Regions from separate parts of the Homo sapiens genome. Here region 2 is linked to region 1. A link is an interaction called in ENCODE POLR2A ChIA-PET data of the cell type or tissue named here. Cell type or tissue: endothelial cell of umbilical vein. All regions are shown on one strand.

Evidence for each region. Peaks named below come from ENCODE experiments on the same cell type or tissue, not always from the same donor. Only the 100,000 strongest peaks of a DNase experiment are listed, where the experiment ranks them.
Region 2: POLR2A ChIA-PET joins it to region 1 with 10 read pairs; 3 of 35 experiments call an interaction of 5 or more read pairs at or near these places.

Annotation. Positions count from the first base shown.
Region 1 is chr20:52,101,510-52,104,009 of GRCh38, reverse strand. It overlaps a transcript of ZFP64 not described here. Among named protein-coding and RNA genes, the nearest start is that of ZFP64, 89 kb to the left of the region's middle. In endothelial cell of umbilical vein, no CTCF peak of the experiment used is centred here; no DNase peak of the experiment used is centred here; H3K4me3 peaks cover 526 bases; H3K27ac peaks cover 323 bases.
Region 2 is chr20:50,986,359-50,988,858 of GRCh38, reverse strand. No RefSeq gene overlaps it. Among named protein-coding and RNA genes, the nearest start is that of MOCS3, 29 kb to the right of the region's middle. In endothelial cell of umbilical vein, a CTCF peak has its summit at 958 (motif pointing left); a DNase peak (open chromatin) is centred at 958; H3K27me3 peaks cover 148 bases.

The sequences.
Region 1 (2,500 bases):
TCCGGGGCGGCTCACCCCTCCAGAGCCGCGGGCTCTCCAGCTTCCGCATCAACTTCCACCACAGTCGGTCTGGTGGGTTTTGACCACAACTTCCCGAGGTGGTGGTGGAGGGGAGTAGTTTAATGAAGCCTCCACTAAACGAATAGCTTATATGTTAAAATAAAGCTTGCTCGAGTGGAGCTACCATAACCAGGATAGTACAACCACCCTCGTGCCCGAGGCCTGGGATGGAGATAGGCAGGTGAGACTTACAGGATCCCGTCCCCTGGGTCGAGGGGCGGGGCTCTTGCTGATCTCTGCGCCTCGGGGAAGTTGGGGAGGTACTGGGGATGCTGAGTCTTTTGGGGGAGGTGTTTATAGAAGAGAATTGCTGAGTAACCCCAGGCTGGAGTTGAAAGTCTGTGCACTGAGCTACTTTGGATTCCTGCAGCCAGCGCTGCGAGGCGCCTTCTGGAGCCGCACCCAGTGTTTCGGGCATGGGGAGGGTGTCGTGCGTCCTGGAGTACTGAGGTGACTTCTGTGGGAGCAGGACGCAAACTCTGCCGGCCCAGTAGTGTGCCTCAACCCCAGCCACCACTTCGGAGAAAAAACCGTCTTCCAACTGACGTTTTATCCTAGTACCTTTGGTCTGCGACACTGGCAAGGGGGTACATTTTTTACGAAGGTTGGGCCACTCTTAATTTGCAAGTGTCTTTGCAACTCAAGTAGCTTTTGGAGGAAAATAAAATGGAAAGTAATTAGTGGACTTCCTGTCACCACCAGTAAAATGACGAAGGGGCTGGAGGAACCTTACTGAGGGAACATCATCCGTTTCCCCAGGAGTTAAAACCCTCGCCATGCTAACCTGGTTTCTAATAGTCAAATGCGGCCCACCCCCACTTCCAGAGGCAGAGGGTCTCCCCCAGCTGCACCTTTCCCAGGAGAGTGGGCTTCAGGCCTTCTTTGGTTTCCTGGGTGTCTAAACGTAAAAGAAATCGGAGGCCCCTCACACCTCCCCATCAGAGGCTCTATCTGGGTCATCCTTTAACCCACCTCTCTCTCACTTTTCTAGTTTGCGTTGAAAACATGCATCTTTCTCCCCCTGAGAATCTGGTAGAATCTTACGTGTGTATATCAGTGAATAACACTAATAGCATTTATACAGTATTGACTAATACATGAGGTTCTCTTACATATACTAAAGAACTTCATCTAAGCTAATGAGACGGCCATAATACCCATTTCACAGATGTGGAAACTGAGGAACGGGGAAGTTGAGTAGCTTATCCAGTGGGACACAGCTAATGGTAAAACTGGAATTGAAACTTATCAGCTGGTTTCCCAGTCTGTTCCCCAAACCACTGTGTTATACAGTGCCTCACTTAGATTTGTTTTCAGTCTTGCTTGACTTCTGTGGAATTAAAACCCTCAAGAGTTTAATGGTTTTCTCTTCTAGTATGTGAGTTGCTATGTAATGAGGCTTTGTTTGTGTCTGTCCCTGAGGGACATAGGATGGGTTGCAGATCTGGCAAGTGTGGGTTCCAATGAGCTGAAAACTTCCAGTCCTGCAACCTTGAGCATCTGAGCCAGTTTCTTGCTCACAGAGCAAGAGACTCAAAAGTATGGTTCCCAGACCAGCATCGGCATCAACTGGGAACTTGTTAGAAGTGAAAAATCGCAGGCTCCACCCCATACCTACTCAATCAGGAACTCCAAATGGGAGCCCCTGCCACCTGTGTTTTAAGTAGCCTTCTAGGCAATTCTGATACACGCTGACGTCTGAGAACCACTGGCTGTGAGCTGTGCTTCTCAAATTGTAATGTGCTGTGCTCAGGAATCACCTGGGGATCTGGCTAAAGTACAGATTGGTTCTGTAAGTCTGGAGTAGGGCCTGAGACTGCTGCCTTTTTTTTTTTTTTTTTTGGAGATGGAGTTACTCTCACCAGGCTGGAGTGCAGTGGCACGATCTGGGCTCACTGCAACCTCTGCCCCACAGGTTCAAGCGATTCTCCTGCCTCAGTCTCCTGAGTAGCTGGGATTACAGGCACATGCCACCACACCTGGCTAATTTTTTTTTTTTTTTTTTTTTTGGTATTTTTAGTAGAGACAGGTTTCACTGTGTTAGCCAGGATGGGACGCCTGCCTCAGCCTCCCAAAATGCTAGGATTACAGGCATGAGCCACGGCACCCGGCTGAGACTCTGCATTTTTAACAAGCTCTCAGGTGATGCTGGTGCTCTAGGGACCACCCTTTGAGTAGCAAGGACTTACAAGTAATACAGCAGAATCATCTGGCAAGTGCTTCAAAAATGCAAGGCCCTGAGGTCAGGTGTGGTGGCTCATGCCTGTAATCCCAGCACTTTTGAGTGGTTAAGGTGGGCAGATTGCTCGAGCTCAGGAGTTTGAGACCAGCATGGGCAACATGGCAAAACCCTGTCTCTATAAAAACAAAACTACAAAAAATACAAAACTACAAAAAAATACAAAAATACAAAAACTAGGCATGTGGTGGTGCATGCCTG
Region 2 (2,500 bases), 1.1 Mb after region 1:
GGTGGCTAAGAAAGAGCTGCATCACCTTTCGGAGCCTCAGTTTCCTCCTCTGTAAAATGGGCATGCAAATGATAATGCCCACCTCAGCCGGGTGCGGCGGCTCACACCTGTAATCCCAGCACTTTGGGAGGCCGAGGCGGGCGGATCACTTAAGGTTGGGAGTTCGAAACCAGCCTGACCAACGGGGATAAACCCCATCTCTACTAAAAATACAAAATTAGCCAGGCGTGGTGGTGCATGCCTGTAATCCCAGTTACTCAGGAGGTTGAGGCAGGAGAATCACTTGAACCCGGGAGTCAGAAGTTGCGGTGAGCCAAGATCACGCCATTGCACTCCAGCCTGGACAACAAGACCGAAACTCCATCTCAAAAAAAAAAAAAAAAAAAAAAAAAGTGAACCCCTCGCAGCACCAGGCCTGTATTCCCACTGGCTCAGCTGATGGGCACGGGCTGTCCCTTGACTCACTGTCCCAGCAGCTAGGGGCAGTCCCCGTCACTGCCTGCTCTCCAGCCAGTGTGTCTTTTGTAGCTGCTTAGGGCTGTGATCCTTCTTACAGTAGAAAAACCTTCCTCTATTCTTATGGTTCTAACCCAAAGTGAGAAAATGAAAGTCATTGGAGAGAGCATGTGTTTCTTTACCCCACACCTTCTTAATTCATTTACATTCCCTGTGTGACCCCTGGTTTATATGACAGAAGGAAAGAGGAGTTTCCTTGTAAATGCAAAAAAAAAAAAAAAAAAAAAGCCTTAGAGTTCCTTGGGCCACAACACATGCTATATGCATGTTCATTCACTTCCCTGCTTTAGAGCTCATGTATGCCCAGACTGGTTAATGTGCCAGAAACAGGCATTCCTATACTCCTAACTAGACTCGGGAAGCGGCTGGCTCAACCTAGATTGCAATGGCCTGGATGGCTTGGCAGAAGTAGTGTCTGTTCCTTGTCCTTCACCTCCACCTACTGGTCCTTTCAAGAACTACAACCTTGGGTCAAAACCAAGCTCTCCCCTCTGACGCTGCTTGTAAATACCCACGTTTGTACATTTCTACAAAGGAAAAAGGAAATGTTCTTTTGGACCGTCCGTATCGGCAGGAGAAAATCATTCAGGCCGCCTCTAACAGCTGGTCTATGCCATCCTTAGGCACTTGGTGGGATCTCTTCACAATAGTTTTATGGTTTCAACTTCGAATCAGAAGTCAATCCCAGCCGGACACGGTAGCTCATGCCTGTAATCCCAGCCCTTTGGGAGGCCGAGGTGGGCAGACCACATGAGGTCAGGAGTTCGAGACCAGCCTGACCAACATAGTGACACCACATCTCTACTAAAAATACAAAAATTAGCCAGGCTTGAGGGCATATGCCTGTAATCCCAGCTACTTGGGAGGCTGAGGCAGGAGAATTGCTTGAACCCGGGAGGTGGAGATTTCAGTGAGGCGAGATCACGCCATTGCACTCCAGAGCGAGACTCTGTCTCAAAAAAAAAAAAAAAAAAAAAAAAAAAAAAAAAACAGAGGTCAATCCCAAAACCTGGATCATGCAAGCATGAGAAGAATACAGCCTTTTCTCAGGTCTTCACGTGCCTGCCTGTTTCTCATTCTTCCTCAACTCAAATGTCACCTCCGCAGTAGGTTTTACCCTGGCAACCTTTTTAAAGAAGCCATCACCAGCTACCTACCCAGTCCCTCCTTACCACATCACCAGGACTGACTTCATTTGTAGCTTAAATTATTGTTTATGTGTTTTCTACCTGTTCATCACCTATTGACCCCAATAGAAAGTAAGCATCCTTCTATTTTTGGTCTAATTACATCCTCACTACCACTCTTCAGGACTAATATTATCTTTCCAAATACCCACCCCCTTTTCATGTAAACAAAATGCTTTCTTATGGCAGAAAATTGAGAGTATACATGAAAACAGCAGGGTTTTTTTTTTTTTAAGTGAAAATAACCTGCAATTCCACCAACAAAAGAATAACATTTACTGATGGGAACACTTTTAAACTTATAAAACATCACTCATAAAACAAGAATGCAGTAAAAACCTACAGTGAAAGACAATTTTTCACCTATCAGAACGGGAGAATTCATAAAGCTTTATACTTCATTGTCACCAGGGAGTAGAGAAAGAGGTCCTCTCCTGCACAATTGACACAAACTTTTTGGGACAATTTGGCAAAATTGATCCAAACATAACATGCATATGATTTCTGCCCCAGTAATTACATTTCTAGAAAATTATCCTATAGAAACTAGTGGATATATGTACAAAAATGTTTGTTGCAGCAGTTTGTAGTAGAAAAAAGCCTAGAAACTGGTTGGGATTCTTTATCTCAGGGCCACAGACTCTCAGAGGATTCATGGATAGGATTGTATTTCCGCACAGTGGTTGGTTTCCCTTGCATTGTTACGTATTTTACTTTATGGATTTAAAAACATCTTCCTGCCAGTCACAGTGGCTCACAGCACTTTGGGAGGCTGAGGCGTGAGGATCACTTGAGCC